3 separate regions of the Mus musculus genome follow, and regions 2 and 3 are each linked to region 1. A link is a loop called in an ENCODE intact Hi-C map of the cell type or tissue named here. Cell type or tissue: gastrocnemius. All regions are shown on one strand. Each heading gives the region's core, and the rest is flanking DNA. Links, peaks and the distances in the headings are about the cores only. Region 1 has its middle 310 kb from the start of Kcnq5. Region 2 holds the start of Kcnq5 (potassium voltage-gated channel, subfamily Q, member 5). Region 3 holds the start of Gm28836 (a long non-coding RNA gene).

Region 1 (10,519 bases), core at 3,747-8,746:
ATCTTGACATGTCCTGAATGCATCCAAATTGATATCTTTTCAGGGGGTGGGGGGGGCAGGGAGGCAGTGAACTCCAGTGGCAGAGGAGGTGGAATCGTAAGGTTCCCACTTAATCTAATAGATTGTTACAAAGGAATCAATACAGCGTGTGTGCAAATCAAGTGAGATGATGTCTGTGGACAGAACTGTCCAGTTAAAGCATGCATCCAAAAGAAGAAGCTGGTTAGACTCCAGGTAGAATGGTCCTGAACTTCATAAGCAAACACTGGTCCTGGCTCTTCTACTAACCAGGTGGTAAAGGGTCTCTTACCTTCCTAGGGATGGTTGTTGCTGTAAAATCAACAACTCCTTCAACATTACCATTGATTCAATGTTAACATAAGATTCAATCACATTTAGGGGGTTTGGCATCATTTCTAGCACTGCTATTCTGAGCTGATTTTGACCCAAGCATATGCAATGCTAAATATAATACTTTACATTTCTGTATTTCTGTTTCTGGTTGTGCTCGCTCTCTCTCTCTCTCCTCTTTTTCCTTCTTTCCTTAATGAAGCTGAGATGCAGATGAGCCCAATTGATTCAAAAGTGTGCTGAACACAGGCTGTGCAGCCTGTGGCTGAAATCCTTCTGGAATTATCTATGGAAATAGCCCAGGACTCTCAAGTAAAGCTAGAATTTTGACAATGGGCTAACTTCACAGCCAAAGCCAGTATTTACGGAGTGAAATGCATCAAGCTTTATGGTATTTCTTTACAGATCACATCCTCTGAACAACACTGTGGTACAAACAGCAAAGATGCTTGCAGAAGAGTGTTCTCTGAAACAGAGGAAGCCAAGAAGATGTCAGGAGACCACCACCTGGGTAGGGGATCAAATTGGGTTCCATTAATGTTCCCAATGAGCCTAATTAAGTGTATGTGTAGCGCCAACCAGAGCTTGGGTAGCTGCCTTGTGCCCGTTTACCCCAAAAGACCACCAGGGAGCCAACTCCGATGCTATTGCACTAGGGTCTCTTTATTACAAAGTTAAGCTTGGACCTATTCACCATTGTCCCTGACACAGCAGGGCTGGTTGGTAAGACAGCCCTGAGCTCTTTTCAGGACAGGGTTTTACAGAAAATGGCAAGCAAGCAAAGGGGTTTCTAGTCTGGCACACTTCTGAATAGGGGGCCATTACAAAATTTTGTTACCCTTTAACATAATTGTCTGGTGCTGGGAGCTAAACCGTAAAATTAACTTCTACTTTCCTCCTGACTGGCGGTTGTTAGGAAGTGAAGTGCCAGGGGCAAGCTTGTTAGAGAGAATAACCGGGAAACTGGTCTTGTTTGGGAGTAGCCTGGGAACTGGTGCTAGATGCTGGCTTGTTAGTTAACTCTGCTCATCCTTAGGTCAGGTTCTCTAAGATGGAGTCTAAACCCAGGATCTGGTCTCTCAGCTGGAATAGATTTGATTTCTGGTTGGTGGCCATAATGCTTGTGCTGAGCTGCTCAAGGGAAGTGGAAGTAAAGACTTGGTGGCAAATTTTACATCCTGGCAATTGGGGTCATGGTTCACTAGCTCCCGATGGGTTCTGGCCACGCCCTCTAGAAGCTAGTGATTATGGGAGGATCAACAAAGTGTATTCCTGGAATGTTGAGTTTCTTGTGGGTGATTTCTCCAGCTAAAGAAAATCTACTTAGGAAGCCATAGATGAATAGGTGACAATGAATTTACAGAATGAGGAAAGCCACGAAGAAAGAGCAAGCCAGGTCCTTAACAAGCTTTTATTTAGACATATGTTCCATGGAAAGAATTCCAGATACCCCAGCAACATAGTGGAGCAGTAGGAAGGAGAATTTCTAGTCAATCCACATTCAATAGAGGAAAAATAATACAGGTTCTATACATTTTAGCTAACTAACAAGATGTGGGGAGATCATACATTTTACTTTGCAAATTAGTTTTTACGGAAATTCAGTTCTTCTCTTACTATCTTCTTTTAAAAACATGGAGAAGATTTCACCCAAATGATTTGTGAAAACCTCACAATGGGTAACTGACTGCCTAAAATAACAATATCAACTGACTAAATAAAAATCCACTCTCTTTCCTCAAGTGGCGCCATTTTTGTGTTCACTAATATTAGAAAGAAGCAAAGATTTTGAAGTAATATTTAAGGGACGCTTAAATTCGAAAAGCTATTTCCAGGCATTGTGGCTCATACTTGTAATCCCAGTCCTTGTAAAGTTGGGACCAGAGGATTGTAGCAAGAGAAAACCATTTGAACTACACAGCAAGACCCTGTTACAAATATCTTTTAAAAATTAAAAAGCTCCTTAAAACACTCCTCAGAACTGGGCATATATATCTCAGTGGAAGAGCACTTGTTTAGTATGGGTAAGCTCTTGACTAGATCTCCATCCCCTAAGGGAATCAAACAGAATTTCCAAACTACCATTTTTACAACAATAGCATCCATATTTAATGGTAATGGTATTGGTAATAAAAGTGATAACAGTGCCCTAAGCACTTATCGTACATTGGGAATTTTGCTAAGCACATCTGCATATATTGTCTAATTATCACATTGTTTTTTGAAAATCATATAATTCACCTGAGTTAGAGATAAAGTTTTTAAACCACTTGAAAATTCCTCCAGTGCTTGTCAACATTGGAACTTGTTTCACCCCTAGCATATCTTGTCTATTCTATTCTGTTGGCATCCTTTTGCACACACACTACTGGGTCCCACTGTATTCCAACCAATGTGGAATCTAACTTCATTTCCTCTCATCAAGGATGGTTTAATCACCATGAGAGGTCTGTGTCCTTCTTATCCTGAGAATACTCTATACAAGACTCTACAACATCTATCACACGTCTCTAGAACACTGACACACTGACAGAGTTATGTGGGGAAATCTGACTGGCTCAGTCTGGACATCTCCTGGACCTGCTTATCCTTTCTTGGGTTGAGTTTTTTTCTCCGTGTGAATAGCACCACCTGTCTTCTAGGGGTAGAGGCAACATTAAAGCTTGGTGCATTAACTATATAAATGACTTGCAACTAGGCAAGGTCTTCAAGGAGACGATTACAATGTCCTTTCCTAGAGGTAGTTCAGGCTATGTCTTCCTCATTCCCTCAGCCTTTATCTCAAGAGAACAGATTACTCAAATAATTATTGAAAACGCTCCTTGTCCAGCACTGTGCTGGCCACTTTCAAAAGCTAAAATAAACATAATCCTTGATGTCAAGAAAATTATTTGGCCAGCAAAAACAATAGGCGTGAACAAAAATAATAGGCATTCCCCAAATAATAACAATAGAATGTGATAATAAAAGTCGTGGGTGCCATCCCAGGGAGCAGAGAGGAAGAACTCCATCCAGGAGCAGTCAAGACAAGTTTACAGATGTGCAGTGAACCACAACAACAACAACAACAACAACAACAAAAAGTAAGATTCTTGAATCTTCCACATACATTCCCCTAGTGGAAAAGATGGCAAGGCAGCCTTTCTTCTGGTCCTTAATGAACAAAGCAAGCAGAGGGCAGGAAACTTCTGAGTATCACCTACTCACTGCACTTTCACATTTGCTTGCAGGAAGACTAGAAAGACTTCTGTGACCAACTAAGGAAGGCAACGGTTCCTTGTGGGGCTCACGTGTTCTTGCTCATGGTTTATAAGCCCCATTTATTGATCCAGAGAAGGCAACAACTTTCTGGACTAGGAACTGACAACCAGATGAGATCTGAGGGAGAAGAGAGTCGCGATCCCTTCTTGTAACGATCATTTGCCTTTGCTCTGGTCACTAAAAGTGTGTCTTGCATGCGGTATTAGGCTTTAAGCTTCACCAATCAACCAAGAATCCACAGTCCCAGTCGTTCATTCCTGATGCAGTTTCCTTGGCAACCATGGCCCTGCCAGAAAGCTCACCAACCCACAGTGAGACTGTGTGAAGCCCAGCAGCTCTGTCAGGAACTCTCAGCTTTTAAATAATAGGAGACCACACTGAGATACTTTCTTGCTCAAACGCCAACCTGGATGCCATCATTCTGTATTTGTGGTGCGCCTTTCATCTGGGCAGTTCAAAGCAGGACTGGGTCGGACCTTATGGAGATGAACGTTATAGTTAGTCACACGTTCTGGAAAGGAACCAGAAACGAGGTGTGAGGGAAATCAAAGGACTCTGTAGCCGAGTGCTGACTTCGCCCCTTCCTTTCTTTTGCTTTCTCCCTTCCTTTTATGTCTTCCTAATGTTCGTCCCCATTTCCTTTACTCCTATTATATATTTCTTAAGTGATATCCCTGGCACTCCCTTGCAGTCAATCTTTACAGTTGCCTCTAGAAAGACCAAACTCGAAGGCTGGACTTGAGATCGCCCACTCTGTAGGTTCCTCCATTGACTTTGCTGTCACCTGAGCTAAACATGACTAGTGTCCATGTCAGATGCTGCTACTGCAGGTTTCATTCAGATCATCTGAGTCACTCTTTTCTTTCCTTGCCTCAATTGATGATCTTGGAGGGAGTCCCTAAAGAGCCCTCAATATCAGAGAAGACAAGAAGAGTCCCTGTACAAAAATTAAAACGTTCCAACAAAATCACTTAGGGCAGAGTTCTCCCAAGATTAGTGTCCAGATACCTCCCCAGGGATGACATTATAAGACGCCTTTGATTCAGTTTTGGATGGAATCTGAGGTTCCACATCTCCAACAAGCTCTCAAGTCACACTGCTCCTAGTGGTTGGGTTAGAAGACCAGCCTTTGAGGAAGGAAGGGCTCTGGCTCTGTGTCTGCATCTATACTGTTCCTCTGTGGGCTGTTAGGATGAGAGTGGGAAACACAGGTCCCGTTCTTATACCGTTTTGTATAATCAAGAATGCTTCATGTATTCCTTTGAGACATGCAAGGTAGTCAGTATTATTGTCTGTGTTTTCTGTTCAATATCAGAAAATAGTGAGATTTCACAACCAGTTGTTTATACCCGTCACAAAAAGATTAATTTAGGAGTTGAGAGATACTAGCGTCTTATAGAGGACCTTTAAGTGCCACATCAGATGGCTCATGATCACTTGTCATTCCAACTCCGGTGTATCTCATGCCCTCTTCTGGCCTCTTGGGCACTCACGTGCATGTCACCAAACACAGACATGCATGTATATAGGTAATGTTAAAATGAATAATACATTTTTAAAAAAGAAAAACCCAACTTGAACGTTTTGTTGTTATTGTAAAAAGTATAAATTGTTGCAGTGGCTGTTAAAACGCATCTAGCAAGTTGTTTCAAGGACTCACAGAAAGGTTTTCAGAGACATTTTGAAGGTCTTGTTGTTGTTATTTCTTGGCTTCTTTTTGCTTTTTTGTTTTTGTTCATTTGTTGATGGGAAGCTCCCAGATTCATAGTTAATGGAACTTTACTGATTCAGTGGCTATGGTCTGGCTTCTCTCCAGACTGACTTAGTTACTCGTGGTAATGAGACTGGGAAGATACCAGACGCGAATCGGCTTCCACCTGAACCTGAATGGAAATGACCTCATTTACCTGAACCACAGGCATGCCGGGAACGTGAGAATGTACCTGTGTTTGCAACTCTTTGTAATAGTTAATATCCTTAGAAGAGGTCTTGCCACACCCAAACTCCAATGACAGCCTCAGGGATCTAGGGTAGAAGGGCAAAGGAATGTGGTGACAGAGACTGCCACCTTCCAAAGGCCACCTGGAGCTTCAGAAACTAGGAAGGTTATGAAAAGATTCTTCCTATATTCTAAGGCTACTCAATCCCTCTGAGTTACCATGGCTTTGTGTTTCTGACCTCTCGGGGCTTACACACAACTCTTGTTATTTTATGTCACCCACTTTGTGGTAATTTGTTGTGGTAGACCTAGGAGCCTTCACAATTTCCCAACGTTTAACATAGTCTAGCTTTGTATGTTTCCCCCCCCCCCCCCCCCCGGCTCTTCAAGCTTCCAGATGTTTAACCCAGCCTGGCTTTGAATGTTTTCCCGTGTGCCTCAGAGCTCCCGATGCCTAGCTTCTGTTGTCTGGTCTGGGCACTTAGGGGTTGCTTGTAACGTGATCCTGAGCATCAACCAACTCCGTATTGAGTAAGTGATTCTCCGGCCAGACTCATTAAGGAAAATCACACGAACTTACTGCAATTTGAAAGCTTTAAGAGTAAAACTCCGTATTACAAAAGAAGGCATCGTACGTAATTCTTTAATGAGAAAGAATGATAAGGATGTGGACATTTTTGAAATTTTAAGACAGTTAAAGTTCCAAAGCAGATGTGTTTATGTAATGGTAAAGACAGTTTCCGAGGTTTGGCCTCAAACTTTCAAGTTTGGTCCATTCTGCTGTAATTGCTCTTGAGATTTTTATGGCAATGGTACTGTGAAGGGTATCCAAGCTGCATGAAGCGCTGCTGCCATCTTGTGGCTGAAATGCCCCACTACATTTGTTTTCTACTTGGGCAAGACAGAGTTCAGAGTGGAAGTCAGGTTTTAATATTGAACTTGTGTCCTTCAGCTGGTGTGGCAGAGTATGACAGCACATGCTCTCTTTTCTTTTTTATTCGACAAGGGAGGAGAACAATATAATACAGCTGCCAATAATCGGTGGCAATTCACAAATACCACTCTCTCCGAAGATGAGAGCACACTGGGAATTTCAATTTGAGTTGTAGTCCCTGCTCAATCTGTGTGTGCGTGGTCTTCAACACGCGGGGTTCTGGAGAGGAAAGATGAGGAGGTCACAGTTTTAAGAGGCCAGCTACTACCCACTCTGTATTTGAGGTTTCTTCTATGTTTTTCTGCCGTGAGGCCATCTACCCACACTCTGGAGAGTCTTTTGTTTGTTTAATTTTCTGTCATCTAGCATTTTGATTGCCTAGTTTTCTAGGAAAAGGAATTTTAAAAACCTCTGAGTCATGTTTGATATACAGTTGCCATATATTAAAATTATTGTTCTTCGGCACCAGCTTCCTTTTTCCCTTAGTAGATATTCCTGAGTGATACACACCAGCATCTCCACTCCCTAAACCATAATCAAATTGCCAAACACACTAATGCTCAGAATCATGACCTGAGGTCTTAAGAGTGGATGTTCTAGGACCTACCTCTACCATCACCACTACAAATGTGTGAGGAGAACACCTCATAACTCTTTAAGATATTATTTGAAAGCCTCACTCCAAGAATGTCTCAAGAACATAAATGAAGCCCTAAAACATTGTTCTCAGGTATGAAATTGGTAATTTTAATCAAATGTAAGAGTTATAAATGGCTAGGGAAATGAATTTGGCTTTATTTCAATGCAGTTTTGAGCAGCTAGTCCCTCAGAGTGAAGGCAGAACTCAGGTTGATTGGTTTGTTTAATATATGTGTTCATTTGTTTCTCTCTTCCTTGTTAGTATGTTTATTGTTTATTATTAATACTACATTTAATGGTTGTTTTGTTCATTGATGTGACAAAATAGTCAGAAGCAACGTGAGACAGAGTGGTCCTTAGGTGGTGAAGGCAGGAATGTGAAGCCAGCTTCATTGCACCCATGGCCAGGAAGCAGGGATGATGGCCAGTATTCTGCTCAGTGTTTCATGCTTGACTCACTCTGGGTCTCCAGCCAATGGAATGGAGCTGTTAATCCAACAGACGTGAGGAGAAAGACCACTGATGCGATTCATGGCCAAACTAATTAAGGCGAGCTTTGTTTTTTTTTTTTTTTTTTTTTTTTGTTTTGTTTTGTTTTGTTTTAATTTTATTTTATTTTTATTAGGTATTTTTCTCGTTTACATTTTCAATGCTATCCCAAAAGTCCGCCATACCCCCCCCCCCAATCCACTACCCACCCACTCCCCCGTTTTGGCCCTGGGGTTCCCCTGTACTGGGGCATATACAGTTTGCAAGTCCAATGGGCCTCTCTTTGCAGTGATGGCCAACTAGGCCATCTTTTGATACATATGCAGCTAGAGTCAAGAGCTCCAGGGTACTGGTTAGTTCATAATGTTGTTCCACCTATAGGGTTGCAGTTCCCTTTAGCTCCTTGGGTAATTTCTCTAGCTCCTCCATTGGGGGCCGTGTGACCCATCCAATAGCTGACTGTGATCATCCACTTCTGTGTTTGCTAGGCCCCGGCATAGTCTCACAAGAGACGGCTATATCTGGGTCCTTTCAGCAAAATCTTGCTAGTGTATGCAATGGTGTCAGCGTTTGGGAGCTGATTATGGGATGGATCCCTGCATATGGCAATCACTAGATGGTCCATCCTTTCGTCACAGCTCCAAATTTTGTCTCTGTAACTCCTTCAATGGGTGTTTAGTTCCCATTTCTAAGAAGGGGCAAAGTGTCCACACTTTGGTCTTCATTCTTCATGAATTTCATGTGTTTAGCAAGTTGTATCTTATATCTTGGGTATCCTCAGTTTCTGGGCTAATATCCACTTATCAGTGAGTACATATTGTGCGAGTTCCTTTGTGTTTGGGTTACCTCACTCAGGATGATGCCCTCCAGGTCCATCCATTTGCCTAGGAATTTCATAAATTCATTTTTTAATAGCTGAGTAGTACTCCATTGTGTAAATGTACCACATTTTCTGTATCCATTCCTCTGTTGAGGGGCATCTGGGTTGTTGTTTTGCTGTGGCACTAACTTTGGGGGAACCTAAAAGTCACATACTGGTGACTCCAAGGTTTCCTTCAACCTGGTAGTAATTAGTGTTCATCTGCTCAGCTTTGCTGAGTGTTAGCCAGCACAAAGGAAACTTGTACTTTGAGCTACTAGACACTTTGGCTCTTATTTCCATTCGCAGTTACCTGCCTCCTGCTAAAGAAATATTGAACACCATGTTAAAGATAGGAAACCCTCAGATTTTTTTTTTAAGAGGTTAGAAGCAACACTGCATGACCATGCCCCGCCACCTGCTTCTTTACCCTGGTATTTGAAACCTAGTGACCTCATTTCCATTTTCAGTGTTCCACTGACCTCTTTCCTGTTGTTAGCACAGACTGTGTTCTGATGCGAGGTTTGGCCCTGTGATATGGTTCTCATCGGATATTTTATTTGGTTAGGAGAGCCTTCTTGTATGACTGCGCTTCTGTCTGACCTCAGGCATAATCATGGGTTCATTGAAGTCCTGGTTATAAAAGCTTTTCTTTTCCCTTATATATATATATATGATTATTTGGTGATTTACTAACCTAAAGCACTCAAAAGATTTGGGTGAACAAATAAAGTATGAATGGAAAGTACCCTTCTCCAATTCCTCATGGACTTCTGTTAGGGCCAAGGTCCAGTGCCTAGGGATAGGAGGGAGGTCACTAGAGGCCAAGAGGTTGAAGAGATTGTGGGAAGTCACAAGCAGATAAGACATTATTTATTTGTGGTAAGGAACACCACACAGACCAACAACCTCTGGCAGACTCAAGATATGTACTAGCACATGTAGGCCAAAGACAGGCAAGCATAGAATACAAACAAACCAGCACACAGGTTATAGGCATGCAGTTCTACAGAAGTCAAAAGCACCCAGTACAAGGAATGATCCTGACCTCAAAGCCAGATTTATATGACACTCACACATTTAGGTCACAAATAGTTAGATAACAAATTACTTCACTGTTTACTTTGGGGTTCTCTGGACATTCGGTGTCAGCCATTTTTGTCCTGAGTCTAAGGCCCCAACTCCAGTATTCAGAATCTGCGATCTTGGACCATGCTGTCTAAACATTGCAGGTTATCATGGCCCTCTGTTCCTTATGATTTCTTTAATCTCTCAATGGCTTCATCATCATTTTCAAGAATAAATCAAACACATGTGGCTCAATGATCAAGATTGTGCAATTACAAATGAGACAGAACACAAGAACCTATCTAGGTGATGGGTTTAATCCATAGCTGGCTAGATGGTCCTCACTGTCATATATGCAGTCCACTGTTAACAAAAATACTGTTATGTGGCTCATAATTATATTTTGAAACTTGGAGAGTGAAGGAGCATGACCCAATAAAATGGCTTTGGGTTTATATGATTAGTAGTTTTCTAACTCTGATATGAGGAGCTGGACCACTGGATCAGGTGCTGTAGGTTTGGTTTGGAGCTTAGACTTCTTAGACAGATAGAGACAGTAAAGATAACATAGACCCAGAGCAAAACAAACCAGAAACATGCCAGAAACACGGGGAGTGGACAAAGTAACAGAATGGTCCAGATGTGTCTCCTTCTACTTTGTACCCATCTCAATAGTTATACACGGAAGATGCTGATGAAGAGGGCCTGGCTGACAAACCCTTTTACTTTGTGTTATGTTGGCAGTCGGGGTCAAGCCCACTCCAAGTATCTCTTGTGCAAGGACAAGGCTCTCTTGATAGGCAATAGGGGCCAAAGTACAGAGTCCCTGAAGCAGGGCTGTGGGACCTGCTTGTTCTAGACATCGTGGTGATAGTAGGGACTTCGGTTTGATTCAGCATGGAGATTTCAGAACAAAATTCAGTTTTACTCAATGTTAGAGAACAACAACCATTAGGCAAAGCCTATCTCAGAGGAGGAA
Region 2 (10,519 bases), core at 3,766-8,765, 310 kb before region 1:
AGAGGCCAGAAGTGTTAAATTTTGGAAAGGTGACTTCTGCTATGCTGTGGCACTTAAGGAGAAGGGTGTGAAGTTACAGCCATGAATTAGGAGGCAATTATCCAGCTCAGACACGAGAAGGGGGAGTGATTAAGATGCCAGATAACTTAGTATTCCAAGTATTTTGTTCCTTCTGGGATGGTATTTTAGACTCATTCAATTCTATCACCTTATTGAGTCATAGACACTGTGATGCCCAAGCACAGATGAATAGTCAGAGGCACAAAGGGTCAACTGACTGCTTCACATTAGCTATTTAGTAAAAACGCTGCAGGTCACATAGCCACCTTCTGGGATACTTATAGCATCTTTAAGAGAATTGCAAAGATGTGGCATTTCTTTCATCTTTGGCTTACCTGAAGTCTGCATAGGGAACTTCCTCACTCATTGAGTTGGCATTTAACAAGGCGCTATTAGATACGCAAATTAAATTAAAATTCAGAATTATGTAGACCTTCTGTATGGGAAGTTTTCCCTCATACAGAAGGGCTGGAGCAAGGTGGCACCATGACCACCAAGATGGTCAAAGTACCATTGTAATGGCTCTCACAGAATGTGATAAATCTAAGACAAATGGTTCCTACCTCATCCTTGCCAACTGCCTAGGAGTGTGCCAGAGAAGCCACATTTGTACTGTAGTTTGAAGAAATAGTGAAAGTCGGAAATATGTGTTAAAAAGTCATGGTACACTTAGTGGGAAATATTCAACAGCATAACATAGGAGCAAAGATATAGCCACAAGCCACAGGACAGAGCAACCCAGCAAGGCCTTTCATCAGAGGGATGGAGTTTTGGGGAGGTAGCTGTAATTAGGCCAGAAAGATGACATGAGAGTCTTCTGACCTGTGCCAGGGGAACTGGAGCATAATTTTTTATCACTCTTACTTCATACATCCATATACTAAGATCATACAAACCTGTGTCATTCCACATGGGTTTCAGTAACAGAGGTCTTACTCTTTAGAAACATCATTCAAAAATATTCCAATGAAGCCTCATCCAATTCTCTAGTCTTTGAGGTGTTCTATTATGGCATTCTGGGTCTTCCTTCACATTCCCACTCTTTGGTTCTTGCTGGTGTTCCTAGCTCCTTTCACCACTTTTTAAAGCATTGATTGAATTACCACAAACTGATAAAGTTTTCAAAATCAAGGTGTAGGGTTGAGACATTTATATTACCCTCAAGATTTCTAAATGAATTTATTCTTTCAACATATTTTCTCATGGGGCCTTCTAGGTTCTTGAAACTGTTGGTATTGCTGATCTGAAGCCCATGAAACCATAAGGGATGGCCCCACGTTCCTATTTCTTACAATCCCTACACAGCTGACTAAGAACATCTGCTTCTACTTGAGCAAGTCTGAAATTTTTTACATTTCTGTGAACTTGGGTCATATATTACCATCATATATAGGCCATATACTTGCATTATATCTTACTAAATGACAGATCTACCTCCAAAACCACAGACGGGAATCATCCACACAGACCCACCAGACGGGTGAAAACATCTAACCAATTCTGTATCTTTAATATTGTTTTTAAATAAAGGATTATGGAGTACTCATCCCTAGATGGGACATTCATCTCACACCTCTCCCCTTACCCACCAAAGCTCTGGAACATCAAGTAACAGGGTTCACAGAGAGTGTAAGGGCCACAGATCAGGAGGACGTACTACAAAACAGCATCTTCTAGACATGCCATGAACTCATATCTGGTGTGACAGCCTGCGCAGGATCAGATCAGTTTACATCCCCATAGATGTACTAACAATACCTCTCTCCCAACTGCTGGGTTATCATCAGCTGATGACGTGTAGGGGAGGAAAGGGCTTCTTTAGGGGTGTGACCCCCATCTTTGGGACTGTGAATACTCCAGTGGGTAGCCCTACAACCATGCAGAGGGCTATTAAAACAACAAGATATGAATGTAGGGGAGGGAAGCAGAAGGAGTTGAGGAGGACTTGGAGGGGAAATGATCTAAAGTCACTGTACAAAAGTCTCTAAGAATGGATTCTAGGAGAAAAAGAAACATTTCTGATTAAACCTTGCCTTTTATCCCCACCTTCACTCCCTTGGCTCCTTGGGCAGTCATCTCCCACTTTTTCCAGAGCAACATAGAGAACCAAAAGACATTTGCAGGGTGAACTTAAAGATTAAAAAAAAAAAGCTCAGAATGAATGGAAAAGTTGAAATACTCTTTCCACCTAATTACACACCACACTGTCTCCATTTTAAATCCCCTCTCCGATTCACTTTCCAAGGTAAGATGTGTTCTCTTGATTTTTGCCATTCATTCAGCTCTACTTCGTACAGGGTAAAGAGTAAAGACAGACCCAGCCTATGCAATTCCATGACCATCTCCATCATCAAAGCTACGAGAAAGCTGTGAGCCCCCCACTCCTTTCCTTGAAGATGGCTTTATCCTGCAATGAGTTTAAAGTACTTACAGTTACTACACACTTGGGACCACACACTTTCACTAACGCTGTTTTCTCTTTCAAGATAGCTCATTCACACACACCCACCCCGTTCTGCTCCTCTGAAAATGGGCTACTTGACCATCCAAACTCAGCCCAGGCCTCACTTCCACTTTGAATGCTGTTTGTTGGCTTCTCTGTCCAGAGTGGCTTTGCTGTCTCTCTTGCATTATTTTATTTTGTAACTTGTTTTCTCTGCCACAGCCCTGAGAGCATCATCTCACACTTGTTGAAATGCTTAAAAATCACACGGATGCTCGTCCTCCTTGAAATCAGAGGCCTCATAATTTAGAAATCAGCATGTACCACAGACACTCAGATATGTGTAGATGGATAAACCTATATATGATGTAATCATATTTGGCCATTACTAATAAGACTTGTGTCAGAATGGCAGCTATGGGGTTGTAAATAGAAGAAAGACGACCAGGAAGCAGAGGAGAGATTCTGAGAAACAGAGAGGCACTGAGGAAGCAGCAAAGGACAGAAAGAGATATAACTGTAGAAAGAGTTCACAGCAAATGAATGAAATTTAATGGTCATTTGTATGGTCAGTAGTAGCTAGCATAATAGTTATAATAATAATAATAATAATAATAATAATAGTTATAATAATAATAATAATAACTATCATCATCATCATTATTATTATACTCCAGGCTCCCTAGTTTTGGGGGGTTGGAATATTCTAGTTTAAAGTATTTATGAATTCTCACCCACAGTCCTAAAAGGGACAGGATGCTTTGGGCAATGTGATGGGTTAGCTGGATGTATCTGCATTGATACCTCTCTGGGGCAGGCATGGGTGTTCCTGTGAGTCCTCAGGACTGATCGTGTTTGCTACACGAGCACAAATTTACATTAGGAATCCTTTCATGAACTCCTCTACAACTACCATAATTCTTCTAAATCTTCCCCAAAGAAGGGCAATTTAAACGGAACAAACAACTCAGAGAAACCATCTCCTATTTTAAGAGCTCATCTGGTTAATTGTATCACAGCTGAAGACAGAACACACTGCTTCCCGGGGACTCCAAAAAAGCAGGAAATGCCTGGATCTCCCAAGGCCCACAAACTCACAGGAAGAACTCCCTTGAAGCAGACCATCTCTGTTCTTGCCAGCATTCTTACCAGTAGGCTGGGGTATACACTCATCAGATCACATTTTAGACCATTAAAATGTCATTATAATAATAATTATTTTTGCATATCTTAACAGAATATTCTCTTTACCTGAAGCATAATGAATGTTAAGCATACTTCTCTGGTTTCTTGGCTGTGGAAACCCTGGGCTAACCAAGTAAATTCATCCCTGAACTGCCTCATTAATCACACTGTGCTTGTTCTTGGCAAGGAGCTTAATACCCTACAAAAACTGTTATTAAAGTCAGATTTGAGGATTCCCAGGCTGGCAGAGCATTAGTTACTTATACCTCTATAGAATATATATTATATATATAATATATATATATATATATATTATACCTTTATATTATATATATTATATATTATATATTACACCTCTATATTATATATTATATATATTACACCTCTATAGAAATTATTTTCTTATCGTTTCCTGGAATGGTCTTATTGGACCTGCAGCTCAAAGTAACCTTGCTTTATTAATGTAATGTGTAAATTCCAGCTATTCAAAACCTCATTTAAACTCATAAGTAGTGATTACTCTCCACCTCCTCCATCCCCCCACACCCCCCCTGTCCTTCCCCCAGCCTCTGACTCTGTGCTATGTATCTTCAGCTGCTCCCTGCCTACAGACCTCAAGGCTCTTTGCTACATTATGAAGAACTTTACATAAGCAATACTGTGTTGGCAAGCACACAACTCATGTTCTATCCCTCACAGAATTCACTGATAAAACTAGTTAGCAAGAAAATTCTTAAACTAGAAACAAACAAACAAACAAAAATTATCAAAGTTTAAAAAACAAAAACAAAAACAGAAACACTGCTTTATCCACCAGGCATCAAAAAGAAAATGCTGCATTTTGAGAAATTTTCACTCCTGTTTGTAAACAATGCTTAGGAGACATCAATATGTGCAACAGTGTCAAGCTTCCTCTGAACCCATACCATGTACTTTACCCAAATAAAAAATACTATATTACATCATATTTAAAACTCAAAGCCATGAATATTTTGAGCATGTCTAAAAATATCATCATCCATACTGTGCACATTTACAGCAAATTAAGCCTCAGCATTCCTTTTTAAAAATGTATATTATAGTCTGACAGTCAAAATAATTTATTAGATCATTAAATACTAAATTAATTGTATATCAACCCAAGGAGATGAGCTTAACAAGTGTCATGGGTGTCTATCATTAATTACATTCAAATATTTATGACTCTTTCATCAGCAAAGGATAGACCTTATATTTTGAGTGTAATGACGCTAGACAGAATACAACATTCCCTATGTGTGCCTTGCAAACACATGAAGCTGGCTGGAATAGGTCACCTAAGCTTACATGCTCACAACAATCTGCAACTGTAAAAATTCCCAGACACTGGGGCCCCAGAGTGCAGACTCCACCAGTTTCCTGAGTTCTACCTGGTCACATTTCAGGTTCACCTATTTATAAAAGCAGCTCCTTCTCTCCTGATATTATGATTTTTTTTTTTTTAACTTTCCTGGGTTTGTGCCAATTCTTCATTCCACATAAGGGAGAAGTATAGGACGGCATGCCTCATTTCTGAAAGGTCTTTTTGGTCTGTTCCAAACATATCTTAACCAAGTAAGAAACAAGGAATCAATCAGTATGTGCCTGCAGCTTTCTCTGGAGGTCTTCTAAGGCTAATATGTTTGTACTTCATCTTAACATAAAGAAGGAGGGGGCAGAGACGGGGCAAGAAGAGGCGGGGCTTCCTCTAAAAAGATTAAATTAGACAGGGTGTATAGACATGAAAACAACCTTAAGTTGTCGTCCAGATTCACCTAACTCTAACAGGAGATTGAATGAATGGACGTCGGGCAAAACAGTAGTAAACTTCAAAGCCACGGAAAGCTTTCTAATGCCTAAGGGAAAAATAAACATTTGCTTCCAACCATTTTCTCATTTTCATTCTCGCATACTCTGCTAGATGGTGAGGGCTTAGTCAACACACACACACACACACACACACACACACACACACACACACACACACACACTTTATCTCGGCGCCATAAGTGTCAACTAAACACACTGCTTGCTTCAGGTCACAGCTGGCCCCTGTGCATTTCCACTACAGCACCTCTGGCCATGTTCCTGAACCCCAGTTCTCCACTTTCAGCTGGCACTGCCTGCCACAGAGCTTGGGTAGCCCTCTAGACTCTGACCACCTCTATGTGGCAATGACTACTACGTGCACTGACAGATTTTCCGTTGATGACAGCTGTGATGGTGGCCAGGCGTGTTTCCGGGCGCGCTTACAACCTAGTCTCTCTCTCTCTCCATCACGTAGCAGCTTCCTCTGCTTGACCCCAGAGCTGACTGTGGACCCACTCTTAACCTTCTCCTCGCCACTCCATCCCACCCGGTCATGCCCTCCCAGTCTCTCCAGTCTCGGGATGGTGCACAACCTCCCGGAGCTATCCCCAGCTCCTGGGCGCCCCACTCAGTTAACTTTCCGCATATCAGGACCTAATCGCTCCCGATTATCTGAGTCGCCTAAGTCCGGCTTCTGCCTTCAATCACCCAGGTACCTGGAACTGACCCGTTAGTCCCTTGGGTGCTTTGGGGCAAAAGGGCTCTATGTGAACCAGAGCGAGAGGTGGGACGAGAGAGATTGAGGGCTCCAGAGGGCCGATGGCAACACGTGCAAAGAAATAAAAACCACCACGTGTGTGTAGCTCTGCGTGTGAGCGCGCACGCGTTTCCGCGCCTAAGGCCAGGGCGCGGGCGCCAAGTGCGCCCCGGGGCTCCCCAACAGAGGGCATGGCTAGGGGCACACGGGGTCGGAAGTGGGGGCGCGGGTACTCACACGAACGCGTGGTAGACGAACGCCCAGCCGCGGGGTCGCTCCAGCACGTTGTACAGATAGTTCTGCACCCGCCGGTACTTGACGTTGCGCCGACAGCTCTGGCTGCTGGTGTAGGAGAGCGGCTTCCCCAGCAGGCTCATTCGGGCCCCCTGCTTGCCCCGGCGGCTCTCTCTCAAGCCGCCGCCGCCTCCGCCGAGCGCCGCCGCGCGGGTGCCGAGCAACAGCAGGCCGTCGCCCCTGGCGGCCGCCGAGTTCAGCAGCACCCTGCCGCGGCCGGACTCCACATCCTTCATGCCGCTGCCCGGGCGCCCCCCACCCGCGCCTGCCGCCGCCGCCGCGCCGCTCCTCACCCAGAGCCCGGCGGCACCGCCCTCCTCTCCTCCCGCGTGGTGGCGGGGCATGGCATCACCACGGGCACCGCGAGGGGGGCGCTGGCGCCTGCGGCGGGGGCAGCGGCTTCATGTGCGCGGGCAGGTCTGCAGGAGGAAACCCGCAGCCGACGGGGCGCCCCGGGGGGGCGGACTAGCCTAGAGTCGGGGCTCCGGGCGGGGGCGGCGGGGTGTGCGGAGCAGGCCCGGGGAGGTCCGGATTTCTGCCGCTTCCAATTCCAAATCCGGACCTGTTGGGGGCGTCACTTTGTGAGGTGTCCCTCGCTTTCCTTTAGTCTGGTGGCTGCCACTCCCTCCTCCCCGAGGAGTGTCGGCACACGGGACTGAGGGTGTGCGGGATGCCCGGAGGCACGCTCGCACGCGTGCACACCCAGCAGGGTTCGAGTCTGTCTGTCCCCTGCACCCCGGCAGAATACCGGCTTGACCCTAAGTCGGTCTCCCAGGATGAGTTTGGTTCGGTTCTTCCTGGGACTCGGAGCTGTCCGGAGGGCGAAGTCTGCCTCTTGAATAAACTGGACGAGCGGGTCTCTGGGCTTCTCCCGCTGCTATGCCGCGCCTGGTCCTGCCATCCTCGGGTGATGGGTGTGGGCAGGAAAGGTTCTGTCCTACCCTCCAGGTTTTGGCTAGCCTAGGAGCGAGCCAGCGGGGGCTAAGCTTCTGGCAGTGGCGCTTGGGTTCCCGCGCTGGGGACCAGCCCACCGCAGTTCAATGGACACACCCGGAGAGAGCCAGGCAGGGACCCAGCAGCTTCCCGCGACTCAATCCAGCCTGCAGGCTGTGACTTTCCATCCTAGCCTCAGACAACAAGCCTGCGAGTCGCAGAACATCCTTCCCATCCCCAGGGGTGGGGTGTGGGGAGGGCGTAAAACTCCAAAGTAGCTCCTTCGTGGTGAGGGAGCTCCTCCTGACAGAGCAGCCTGGGAAAAGGAGCCCACTTCTCTCCTTCCAGAAATTTCCATGTAAGTGAAAGAAAGTCATAAAACTGCTTAAATCTCCGCCGCGACTGTGGCGTCCCCAGGGAGTTCGAGAGGGATCATGGAGGATAGTGAGTCCAGGACCTGCCTCTCAGACAGGATGCTGTAACTTACAATGTTAGAGAAAAGGGAACCACTGACTGCATCCCCCACCACCTCTGGAAAATGGGCGCCCCAAAGCCCATCTCTTCTCTTGGATGAGAGTGAGATTATGGTGCTGCTGGCTCAGAACTCCGCCTTTCAAAAATATTGTTAGCAATTAAACAACAGATTCAGCGATGGGGAAACTGAGAGGACACCAGGATTGGGAACTCCTTCTAATAGAGCAGCCTTCCTCCCAAATATTTAAAAAAAAAAAAGTAATAATCGCCAAGTTCAACTGAACTATGCTTTCAACACAAAGTCATGGTAGTCAGTAGCAAAGTGGCCATCCCTGAGCCTTTTTTCACTTCCATGAATACCAGCCAACACTAAGGCAAAAATCTTATCTTGGTTGTCTCACCCATAGCAGATAATACTCTACCAACACACCCACACATACACCCCGTGCATACACCCACGCCCACAGACAGCTGCTTTCTACAGTCAGAACGTCAGCTAAGAGTTTTACTTTTATTTTTATCGTTATTGTTTTGTGAAGACCTCTTCCTGGTTCTTACTCAGCAAGACCTTGTTTCCCTTCAAACCTCTGGGCAGTAGGCACTACTAACCCCTAGCGCTGTGCAGCTGGCAGCAGTACCACGTGTGAGCCAAGCATCAACACTCAGAGTCACTCCTGCTTTCCTCTAATACACTTCACACCCACACACCGTGGAGGTGCTAGAGAGGTTGCTCCGTGCCCTGCTATTCAAGGCAGATGCAAAGAGAATGTCCTGGAATAAGCTCTCCAATCCTAGAGCTGCGTGGAGACCCCTGGCTGAAGGTGGGAGCTGAGGTGGGGGGTAGTTCGGTGCAGCTATATTTAGACTCCCCGTGGAGTTTCTGTGCAGGGACTTTCAGGGTGAAAGATGTAGAGACTTAAAATGACTCGTGCACACGCTGTCGGCATGAAAAAAAAATCCTAGCTTTGCTGAAAATAAGAAAATGAAAAGGCCACTTCCCCTTTAAAGGAAGCTGTTTTCTTTGCTGCAAACTTCAACTGAGATTAGATCACCTTTGCCTCACTCTGGGGCCTGGCCCCACACACAGGCAGGAAATCTCTTTAAGGCAGGACTCAAGAGCGTGTTTCCCCTTCTGAAAGGCCCAGGAACTCAGCTGCTTAATGTCCAAATGATGGTTTCCTAGGATGCAGGGATCATACCAGGGAAGCTATGATGTCTATTTCGAAAATGTTAATAAACCCGGGTGGGAAGGTGGCAAGGACATCTGCAATTAGTAAGGGTTATAGACGTCTAAGACATTTGTAACTATCTTTTTTGAGTGCCATCCACTTAATCACAAACCCAGAGAAGGGGGCTTGTCTGTGTATTCACAGACAGGATGGGCCACTAGGAACCCAGCATCCTGACTCCCAGTTGGAGTACCCATTCTGCTGTTGGTGCAAACCCTAGGGGATCATCCTGCTTGTTCAATCCCAGAAAGGAAAGTCTAAGAGACTCTGTTCATACCTGTTCCTAGGCCTTGATCTGTGCCATGTTTTCCTTGTAACCCAGTGACTTCTCTAGATAGGCAAAAGTCAACTTTGAGGAAAAGAAAGTGTTTGTAATTAAGCTTTTATTGTTGTTGCTGCTCCTTTGAATACAGGTGTTGCTAGGAAACTGCCTTTTATTTCTTGCTGAAATATCAGTAGGCATAGTGAGCCATGCATGAAATAATGTAACATTATTTCATGAGTAACAATTACACTAAAATATTATGAAAGGGTAATAGTAAAAGTACATGACAATTCCACTTATTTCTTTATTTTGGTTTTGTGCCACAAGATCTCACTCTGTAGCCCATGCTGTCCTGAGGATACATATTTAGCCGAGGCTGGCCTCTAACTTGTGATTACCTCTCTGCTTGTATCTTGAATGTTGTGATTTCAAGAATCAAAAGGCCTATGCAAAGAATCACTCTAAATAAACTACCAGTGTTTATGGCTAGTGTAGAAGATGTGAGTTGATTGACAGACCTCATCCCTTAAGATGGTTTTGCTTTAGCCTGGCAATGGTGGTCCATTCCTTTACTTCCACCACTCAGCAGGCAGAAGCAGGCTGATCTCTGTGAGTTTGAGGCCAGCCTGGTCTACAGAGCAAGTTCCAGGTCAGCTAGGGTTACATAGAGAAACCCTGTCTCAAGAAAGAGGGTAAGGGTGCTTTCAACTACTCCTTTGTGGTGCCTGCCTGAAATTTATGGTCTTGGAAACTAAATTCCCTAAAGTCTATAGAAGCGATTTTACTTGAATATAGTTACTAGAAAATAATTGATTTCAATGCCTTTTCTGTCCTGTTATATTTTCTTACTGAACAGTACTCTGAGATAGCATCATTAGAAATGCCACCTATAGGCTAGAGACAAAGACATATTGTAGCACCTACACAGGGAGGTTAAATAAAGCATCACTATTACATTCTTCCTTTTCTTGTTCAGGGCTATGCATTCTACTGTTTGTCCCAGTCCTCCCAACAGAGCATAGACTCACAATCAAGCTCATGTGCACTGTTCT
Region 3 (10,519 bases), core at 2,410-7,409, 1.0 Mb before region 1:
AGCCATCTCTCCAGCCTGGTAAATTTTAATAATGTTTTTATTAACTCTTTGATAATTCCATGTATTTTTTAACATACTCCACCTAACTCATACAGATCCTCTCCTACCTACCTACCCACTTCCCTTTCAACACATTTTTGTTCTTTTCTGTGTCTGTCTGTCTCTGTCTCTCTGTCTCTCTGTCCTTTCCCCCAAAGAGTCCAATTTGTGTTACTAAAATACTCTTGGGTATGGGGTCTAGAGAGTGGCAGACTACTGGGAGTCATATCTTCTCAACCTCATGTGGGTAGGTAATGTGAGTTTGAGATCACAGTGGTGTCTGTAAAATGAGTTCCAGGCCACCCAGGACCGCATAGTGAGACTCTCCCCCGTGTGGAGGTGGGAAGCCCTTAACAAATTGAAATAAAATAAAAAACTAAACAAATAAACAAATGGAAAAGGTTAATTTGTAAAAGAAACAGCAGTAGGGTAATGAGAAAGACAATTCTGAGCTCCAAGCACGTAACTCCATATCACCACAGCCAATCACCACACAAGCTTTTATGAGGGCAGTGCTATCATTGTGAGTATTTCCTGGGCGAGGAAACTAAGGTGCAGAGAAAGCAGACAATGACCAAACCACACAGAGCCAAGATTTCAGGATCAGAGATGTCTCACCGTAGGCGCCTATGCAATCCCGCCCCTGAGAACAAGGGGCATCCAGCTGAACAAGGTGAACAACAGTGTGAGTGGTGGGCTTGAGATCTCGTGGAGGGTTCTTCTGTTCAATCGCCCCACACCCTGTGACACAGTGCACCATCCACCTGTGACTCACTCTCTTCTGCCCTATGAGCATCTCACAGGAGGCCCCACGTAGTACTATGTAGAAACTGGTCATACCATATATCTCAGCCTCCATGACACCGAGGCTTACTAGCTGTGTCAAACCAGGTGCGTTCTTCATCTGCTCTGTGGTGCAGTTTCTCCATTTTAATAGAAGGAAATTAGAAATGTCTAGCTTACATGGTTACTTCCAAAATGAATTAGAGTACCAGGATAGTGCCGGGCACTTACTGAGTGTTCAGGAAACATTAATTGTTCAAGGCACAGAAAGACAAATCCCATGTGTTCTCACTTGTATATGGAAGCTAAAGTTTTACCAAATCCTAGGAATGATGTGAGAGGGAGACGTTATAGGGCACACAGAATTGCTGAAAAGGAGGAATAATGTCTAATGTTGCCCAGCACAGTGGAAGAGCTATGGTTGGAAACTACTCTACGCTCTTCTGTAGCTAGTATACAGGATTCTGGATGACCCCAGAGGGAAGAAAGTAATAAATGTCTGAGGTAATGACTATGACAGTTGCCCTAATTGGTTGATAAGATACTAAATATAAGATACTGAAATGCCACACTTTACCCCAGAAATATGTGTAGTTATTGTGTGTCAATTGAAAGCAAAGGTACATTTTAAGAGAAATATTAACTGTGCAATAATAGTAATCTTTACATGTTACCTGGTATTTCAGCACACCAAGAAGAAGACAACTGATGTAGAGTAAATCTGTCACCTGCACATTCAATGAGGCATATTTAAACCCCTTTGCACTCAACAAGTATTTACTGGGCATTATCTTTGTGCAAGGCAGTAGGAAGCAGTTTTGAAAAGGTTGTAGACACAGGCTTGTCTACAGTACAACAGGGCAGGGAGTAGCAGATGGTGAACAGCCCCACGGGGACAGGCGTCTGTTGGACATTGGAGTCTAAGGGTGGATGTCCAGGGGAGGCAGGGTCCCAGCTGGGATCTCGGGGAAGCCGGAACAAGCAGAGTAAGCCAGTGTTCCAGGCAGATGAATGAACATGTGCAGAGCCTTCCGGGAGTTAGCGAGCAAGCAAGGCATGTTTGTAAATAAAGTGAAATGAAATGCAAAGGGTAGGGGGAGGAGTGGGAGAGCTTGGTGAAGAATCTGAGCCCTGTTTCCAGCACCTATGCTGGGCAGCTCACAACTACCTGAGACTCTAGCACCAGGACATCTGATGTCCTCCTTTGAACTCTGAAGCCGAGTGTGCACACACCCACACAGAGACACACACGATTAAAGAATAATGACACGCCGGGCAGTGGTGGCACATGCCTTTAATCCCAGCACTTGGGAGGCAGAGGCAGAGGCAGAGGCAGAGGCAGAGGCAGAGGCAGAGGCAGAGGCAGAGGCAGAGGCAGAGGCAGAGGCAGAGGCAGAGGCAGAGGCAGAGGCAGAGGCAGAGAGGCAGAGGCAGAGAGGCAGAGAGGCAGAGAGGCAGAGAGGCAGAGAGGCAGAGAGGCAGAGAGGCAGAGAGGCAGAGAGGCAGAGGCAGAGGCAGAGAGGCAGAGAGGCAGAGAGGCAGAGAGGCAGAGAGGCAGAGAGGCAGAGAGGCAGAGGCAGAGAGGCAGAGAGGCAGAGGCAGAGAGGCAGAGGCAGAGGCAGAGGCAGAGGCAGAGGCAGGCAGATTTCTGAGTTCGAGGCCAGCCTGGTCTACAGAGTGAGTTTCAGGACAGGCAGGGCTACACAGATAAATTCTGTCTCAAAACAAACAAACAAACAAACGAATAATGACACACCTTAAAACCTGAAACACACATGTTTTGTGCAAAGAGTGTCCATTAGAAATATCACCTGTGCTCACATCACCCTGTAAGGGGAGTCTGTGGTTCTTGCCCCAAGGTCAGTGAAGGGTTAAGCAAGCAAGCCTTACAGGCAGACTTAATGTTTCCTAGCTGTGGTAGTGGAACATACTCAGGAAAGACAGGGGGACATGAATCTGGAGCTGACTGCAGTGGAGCTATCAGTTGATGAGAGTACCCACCTGTGAGAAAGGACAATGAAGGGGAGCATGCATGAATTTGAGAGTCAGCCTTGAGAGTCTACAGCCTGGAGGTGGGCAAGGCTGGGGAGTTACAAGCAAGGCTCCCTACTGGTCTCTGTCTTGGACCACTAGTGGAATTAAGGGTGGGAAGTCTTGATGCTTTTCCCTTAGTCAGAGTCTCTGGACAGTAGTGTGTGTGTGTGTGTGTGTGTGTGTGTGTGTGTGTGTGTGTGTGTAAGCATGAGAGCATGTTTGTGTGTGCACATACACATATATTTAACTATTCACTGATGTGCCTAATAGTCAAGAAGACATACTTTTTTAAAAATCCAAAGCTGATAGCACAGATTATTCATCACTGGATAGTAACTTGGAGTCTAATTTTTTTTCCTAAGCTAACTTAAAATATGAAAAGTGAGTTCACCTTCTTGAGTCCCTGAACTGTTCGTGTGACCCTGTCTCAATAAGAGATAAATTCCTTTAATTTCCTGTAAAACTGCTTGAGATTCGTTGCCTGTCAGATTCTTTTTCTCTGCCAGCCAAGCTCAAGTAGGGCAAACCCACATTAGTTCATCCATTGCTGACCTGCACACAGCTCCAAGCGCACTGCCCTGAGAGAATGAGTGGGTGGCTCCAATACACAGCCTGTGTGGAAGTTATCCAGTGGCTGTCCACACTCCCCCCTCCACTGCCTCACCAACCTTGGCTACATTGTCAGGAATCCCACAATTCCTGCGTCTCCACAGAGAACTGAGTTTCATGCTAAAGAACAAAATTATTCCATTGGCAACAAGTGCTCACTGAGAAAACTTACACAGGTCAATTACCTTTCTGGCTTCTTCTGGAAGGCAAAGGACACCTACCCTCCACCTCCAACCCCCCCTCAAGGCTGTAAGAACTTGAAAGGAGTTGAGTGTAGCTGGAAGAGGGAGGCATGCTCATTGCATGTTCGTGCAACAGACAGAGGCTAGGTGCTGATATAGGACTGGAAAACGTCCTGGATGCAATGCAACAAAATTATTCACTGCCCGGGATAGGAAACCGCCCTGCCCTGTCTCAGGCCTCCAGAATCTTCTCCATCCACTAAAAGATCTGTAAATAAGTATACACAAAGCATCTTCACATAAAAATAAACCAATTGCCTACCTATGAGCTAAGTGGGCATGAGAGCCATTTTTAAAGGAAGTCTTGGTTGAACTTTATCTACCACAACGCCCCACCTCTGGGGAGGTAAAGGGTAAAACAGATGCGAAATTTAGGGTCCCCATGAAGGCAGAAATTCAGGAAATTGGCAGGATGAGCCAGAAAAGATCTGTGGGAGGGCAGATGCCATTCCTTCCTTCCTCCTTCCCCAGATCTTCTGTGAAGATCAAGAGATTGAAGGAGAAGGCAGATGCTCAGCAACAACTGGTTTATTCTCATGCCTTTGCATGAAAAGTTTCTTTTATGGAACGGATGCACAGCCCACTTGCACCCTTGTTGCAGCTGGAAAAGGCAGAAAAAAAAAAAAAAAAAAAGCAGAGATGCTTAAGGGCACTACCTCACTCCGGATGCAGTACTGCGCAGGCGCACTCCGTAGCTGTGACCCGCCTTAAGTGTTCTCTTAAGTGTCTCTTGAACACAGTCTTGTTCTCTTTGGAGTTGGTTTGTGGGAGGTAGAGTCCTTCATCCCACGTCCTTCTTCTGTCCTCGCCCTGGGAGTCAGGTGCAGCTCTGGGCCAGCAGAGGCCAAGAAGTCCCTTCTCCACCCAGCTGTGTCGGAGCATAGGTCTGGAGTCTGCTGCCCCCTGCCGGCCGGGATGATGCTTACAGCAAGACTCCTTAGGATTCCCCACCCACCCACCCACCCACCCACCCCCGAGTCGTTAAGAATTTTGTACCCACAGACTACAAATTGTTTCCATTTTCAGTGGATGTGGGGACATTCCAAAGGGTGAAGTGTCCACAGTCAGAATCCTAGTTGATTTGATTTCAAAGGCGAGTGCCCTCACTGCTCAGTATCTAGGTAGATAAGGGCATAGCCTCGTGATCCTGCTATTGCCCTGTGAGATCAGAGTATCCAGGTTTAGATGTCCAGGAGGGGTGGTACAGAACGCCACAGAACGCCACAGTTGGAAAGCATATTGAATCTTGCCGGTCCAGAGAATCAGTTCCCAGAAACGAAACTTAAGAACACACACACAGTATTTTGGGGGAACTAATTTGATCATATTTTGAGAATTTGGAAGTCTAAATTGGTCCCAGGGAATTAATCAGTCCCCAGGAGAGGCGTAGGAGCACTGTCAGCAAGACACAAGGCTGTAGAGTCACTCCCATCCTGACCTTTGCCTGCGAATCCTTCTGGCCCTCCTTCCAACATCCTGTTTGTCCATCCTCACCCTAGCCTTCTCTCTCCTCAGACTCACAGAACACTTTCCCTACTCAAAACAACCCCTTTGGATATAGCAACCGCCTGCCGGGAGCAAACGCGCGCCCTGGAGGGGAGAGCGGCTGTTGCGCGGGCGCGGGCAGGGGCGCAGGGAGGGGATATGGCATCCAGCCAGCGCATAACTTTAGACCAATGGAAGAAAAAAGCAGCAAAAGTTGAACTGAATGACACCCAGAAGCAAGAAATTAAAGAGGCCTTTGACTTATTCGATATTGATGGATCTGGAACCATAGATCTGAAAGAACTGAAGATTGCAATGCGGGCCTTAGGCTTTGAGCCAAAGAAAGAAGAAGTAAAACAACTGATCGCTGAAATCGACAAGGAAGGGACTGGCACCATTTGTTTTGAAGATTTTTTTGCCATCATGAGCGTAAAAATGAGTGAAAAAGATGAAAAAGAAGAAATACTGAAGGCATTTAAATTATTTGATGACGATGCTACGGGAAGCATATCACTAAATAACATCAAGAGGGTTGCCAAGGAGCTAGGGGAAAACTTAACCGAAGATGAATTACAGGAAATGCTTGATGAAGCTGATCCTGACGGGGATGGAGAGATTAATGAGGAAGAATTCTTGAAGATGATGAAGAAGACCAGCCTTTATTAGCTGCTTGGTACCTTCCAAGAGGTTTGGACCTCCTGTTAACAGCTTTCCTGTTAAGCAGTTCAATGATGTAATACCTGAGTGTATCCATTTCCACTTTTAGTTTAGGTTAGTCCCTTGGTGTCTAATCTGTGCCAGAAGTTATATGTCCCTACCAATGTCATTAAATCTGTAGTAGTAAGAAACAAACAGAAAAACAAAACAAAACAAACAACCCCTTTGGAACGCTTTATTATCCCCACGACAAGATTGGATAGATCATACTTCCTGTCATGATGCTGCGATATCTTTGTTGTTGTTTCATTGGTCTGAAAGTTGAAGCACAGTCTCTCTTGCGCAGTCTGTTGCACTTAAACACCCCTCCGCAAACCTCCATCAGCTCCGGCAGCAGATTAAGATATGGCTCAGAATAGACACTCAGAGATGCTCCTACTAAAGTACCAGAAGATGGAAGCAGCCACAACATGCTCCTATTCAGTGATTCTAACTGAACCTCAGAGAACATCTCTCTGTAGGGCATTTGGGATTCCATACTGTCAGATATGTGGAACAGGACTGCTCTTAGGTAGAGGGAACTTGTCACCTGAGCTCACGCCATCAGCCACCTGCTCGAGTGGAAGCCAAGGGTGGAGCTGAGGATGAGGGTGCAGTGAAACCTTCGGCCTTTGCCAACCTGTAAGACTGTCTACCTACGATCCACGGCGACAGAGACACAATTCCGTGTGGCCTCAGCACCTCTGCCATCTTGGGGAAATGCAGAAGTAAAATATGTAAGAATTCAAAGAAAGCTCAGTTAATAAATACCCTAAAGAGTAAATGATCTTCAGTTATGTCTACTAGCATAACTTCAGAGTTGAGTGACACATAAGATTTCCAGGTGTACCTGGCTTTGGGGAGATTTATTTATAAAAATTAAAATCACACTGACTTAATTGATATTACAGAACAACAAAAGCAAACAGAGGCTTGACATTTTCCATTTCTTTCTGTCCTCCACCTTTGGAAACACCCATTACTACAGAACTAGCAGATTCTGCAATTCCCAAATGCTGTCAGGATTGGAACCAGATTCGAGAGTTAGGCAGAATAAACAATTTTCTGTTTCCACTAACCTCTAATTCAATCTCACTGTTTGCATTTGGGAAATACACATCCATCCACAGTAGCACTGCTGTGTGTCTCCTATCATGGGGGACCACACACAGTCCTGTTGCACACAGTTCTTATATGTATCACAACTCTGAAATGGCTACTTTACAGGATAAAAAATGTGTTGAAAGAGCATACATGTATACAGAATATTAATGTTTGCTTAATTTTTGAGACAGAACCTGACTCTGTTACCCACACTGGCCTGAAATTCACTAAGTAGCCCAGGCTGGCCTCAAAGCCATAGCAATCCTTTCTGCCTCTGCTTTCCAATGGCTGAATTATAGATGTGAACCAAAATAGTTTGTTTTAAGAGCAACACATACCGCCCAGCTAATACTGTAAATATTATTCATGTATATGTATAACAAAGAGGTTATAGAGGGAGAATACCAATATTATAGGATTAACAACCCTTTCCCCCCCCCCCACACACACATATTCAGTTTTTTATTTCCATGATACAGAACAATAATACTTCTAACAACTGCCTCTAGCACTGAGGACATTCATTTTCAGAGGTATTAGAAGTGAGTAAGTCTCGGGTAGAAATCACTCTGCCCTGAAGCTCTGCTCTCCTCAAGCCAGTATTACACAAGTCCTCTGTCAGTACAGTGTGCTGGCATCAAGCTATTTATGCTGCCTAGGAAAGCATTTGAGCTAGAACACTCATGACCTTACCTCTGAGAAATGGCAAGGTTTTAGATTCCATTCCCCCACCCCCCCCACACCCTAACCTCATGCAGTGACCTACATTGAATCTGCAGGCTTGTCTGATAGACCGGCTGTGTGTCTGCCAGGTCATTTGCACCAACAAGCTTATCACAGAGGCTCTCCACTTCTCAAATGCCCTTCACTGTGAAACTCTTCCAAAACCCACCAGATGCCACCTCTCATCATCTCTTAGAGGACTTGGTGGCTGCTTCTGCTGAGTGAATCTGGATTTTGAGTGGGAAACAGAACAGTTTGGCAGTTTGTTTGCTTGTTTGCTACCTAGCTAAGCCTTCTTGGAGTTTAGTCTTAAATATACACAATGATCTTCCAAGGGTGGTGCCCAGACCTGTGTGAGCACCACTTGAGAGAGCATTAGAAGAGCAGATTCTCAGGCCCTTCTCCAAAGCCAGTAACCTGGAAGCCTGGAGGTCGGGCTCTGGGCTCATGTGCAGCCCAGCAGCTCTAGTGCAGGAAGCTTGAGAGTCTGTGCCACACTTGATGCTACACACAGACACATTTCAGGACTCTTCTTCCGATGTTGCTTCTAAGACTCGGTTCAGTCTCTAAACTATGAGCCCCAGCAATACAAGAAAATGAAGTACAGCCTCCCAGTATGTCACAGCACAGACTAAAGTCTCTCATTACCAAAGAGAGGAACGAGGGTAGACAGCAAGGAGTGACAGGACCAAATGCACACTGAAAGCCAGCAGGGAAACACCAACCCTGCCATCTCCATGTCTGGCATTATCTGGGCTCCAATGAGCTTTAGCAGCCTTGGCTTGTCAGCTCTTGCCACCCACAGCATGTCACCTCACTCTTGGGCCAGCTTTGCTCAGTGCCTGACATGTCCCACACCTTGAGGGCTTGCTCACCATCAGAGTGCATGCGGTTACCTCCAGGAACGTTTTGCAGAGAGTACGATCAGTCACACATGGCCTGGCTTCGGCAGACTTTCTGATGATAGTGAGAGGGAACAAAAATCTATAGGACTGCATCTCAGTCTGAACTCAAGCATTTAGGGTTGTGTAAGAAGTCTTCAGAAAATACCATTCTCCACAGCTTGCGGGGTGGGGCATGTTCAGGAACTAAATGAAGAGCTGTGAAGGAGGGTACTAAGAAAAGGAGAGCCATGTTTCTTCTTCCAAAGTGTTTCTCATGAAGCACAAACCCATGAGACATGCAGCTGTGAACACCTCCAGATCTTCTGACTATGTAGAGCCCTTTCTGCCCTTCCTCTGTGGTCCTGGTGCCAGGTTTCACAAATGCCTTTCTCATGTCCTTGATCTTTCCTTAATAACCAAAGAATAAATACCTCTGCTCAAACTATACTCTGTCCCTCCTCCAGTCTTGAGATAGCCCTGTGGGGACCCTTTAAATGTAGTGGCAGCTGTGGAACCTTGAAAGGGAAACCCTTAAGGCACAGAGACATTGCTCTGCCTCCAACATCAGAGGCCATTTGGAATCCAGAGCTGTCCTGTTTGCTGCCCCTTAAGTTTCAGTAAATCATTTCCCTATGGAGGACAGCAGGGAGAGTTACAAGACAGCTCTTTAAAGTGGTGGTAGTTTTATCCTTTGCTCTTCCAGCAGGGGGCGCCAGCAGCACTGGCAGAGCTGATGGGTTGGCCATCACTGAGATCCCAGACCCGGAGTCTATGCCTGATGATAGAGGAAAACATAGAAACAACAGAAGCCAGAACAGTTGTGTCTGTCTGGCCTGCCAGCCACAGTCATGTGTGATCACAGTCACCATGGCCTAGTAAAGGGCTGTGTCTTGAGACCTAGTCTGTATTTGAAAGACTCTGAGAGGAGCCCCTCACTCAGGCCTGGGGACAATAGTGGACACCCAAGAACTCACGAGAGACCGAGCTTGTTGCAAACCACATGAGGCTTTATTCGGGGAAAGCCAGAGCTCTGGGGACGACTCATATCCCACACAGGGGTAGAGGAATCAACCACGAGGGGAAAGGGGTCCCAGTTTTTATAGGCCCTCAGGGGGGAAAGGAGAGGGGGGAGTAGGGGATTTCCAGATCTAAACAATGTCCATTCTCAAGAAATGGGTGTGGGATGGGTACAAGGAAAGAGTCTGGGGCAGGTGTAGCAACTCAGGATTGGCCCCGCTGTGGTTGCTGGGGAGATTTTCCGACTCTTCCCCAGCAACCAATATCACAAACACCTGGCAGTGGGCTTCATCAGTGGGCACACACATGGGTTCAAGGAACGGTCAAAACATTGGCAGACACACTGGTTCAAGGAGTGGCCAGAGCATTGTGCACCTCTATTTTTCTAAATCAGTGAAGCTACTTTTAGTAACAATGAAATCTATTTTGCCAATTTCAGGGCTTCTGTGACCTTTTACATTCTGTCAGGATCTTTCATATTCTTATATGTCAGCTGCAGCCCTTTCAGGACACACAGGCCAGCTAATTTTGATAAGCTTTACTTGCTCCATGGCTAGGCACTTCTAAACCTCCCTGCCCCTAGCACATACTTCCCTCTTTAATTCCTGAGTTAACATATTTTAAAATCTACATTTCATCTCTGCTACCTCAGATGCAATCAGAAGAGAGGGATCAGGGAATCTTGGGCTGCTTTCCCAGAGTCTTACTCGTTGGTGGGCCCTTAAGTCTGCTTTCTTGGCTTCCTCATCATGGCAATTCTGTCCTTCTTCCCCTTTGGTCCCGTGCCTGCACAATCTAAAGGTCTCACGTCCATCTCTGTGCCAGGCATTGGCTGAATAGCAGTTCTCTATGAACAGTCAAAGCCAGCTGGGGGCAGGGACCCTCACATCTGGAAGCGGGCTT

Evidence for each region. Peaks named below come from ENCODE experiments on the same cell type or tissue, not always from the same donor. Only the 100,000 strongest peaks of a DNase experiment are listed, where the experiment ranks them.
Region 2: it touches region 1 in a loop (2.9-fold over the local background); 16 of 42 quality-filtered maps call a loop at or near these places.
Region 3: a loop joins it to region 1, with 4 times the contacts of the local background. A loop is called at or near these places in 5 of 42 quality-filtered maps.

What each region holds. Positions count from the first base shown.
Region 1 is chr1:22,262,766-22,273,284 of GRCm38, forward strand. No RefSeq gene overlaps it. Among named protein-coding and RNA genes, the nearest start is that of Kcnq5, 310 kb to the left of the region's middle. In gastrocnemius, for the core only: a CTCF peak has its summit at 6,404 (motif pointing left); DNase peaks (open chromatin) are centred at 3,903, 6,412 and 7,564; H3K4me3 peaks cover 313 bases.
Region 2 is chr1:21,954,672-21,965,190 of GRCm38, forward strand. Kcnq5 (potassium voltage-gated channel, subfamily Q, member 5) reads right to left here and starts at 7,271. Exons shown (of 14, transcript NM_023872.3): 1 at 6,510-7,271. The coding sequence starts at 6,910. In gastrocnemius, for the core only: a CTCF peak has its summit at 6,756; DNase peaks (open chromatin) are centred at 5,067, 6,168, 6,528, 6,847 and 1 more place; H3K4me3 peaks cover 2,767 bases; H3K27ac peaks cover 2,058 bases.
Region 3 is chr1:21,267,052-21,277,570 of GRCm38, forward strand. Gm28836 (a long non-coding RNA gene) reads right to left here and starts at 4,634. Exons shown (of 3, transcript XR_373236.3): 1 at 4,364-4,634. It also overlaps the pseudogene Gm7094. In gastrocnemius, for the core only: a CTCF peak has its summit at 4,595 (motif pointing left); DNase peaks (open chromatin) are centred at 4,594 and 5,309; H3K4me3 peaks cover 1,168 bases; H3K27ac peaks cover 538 bases.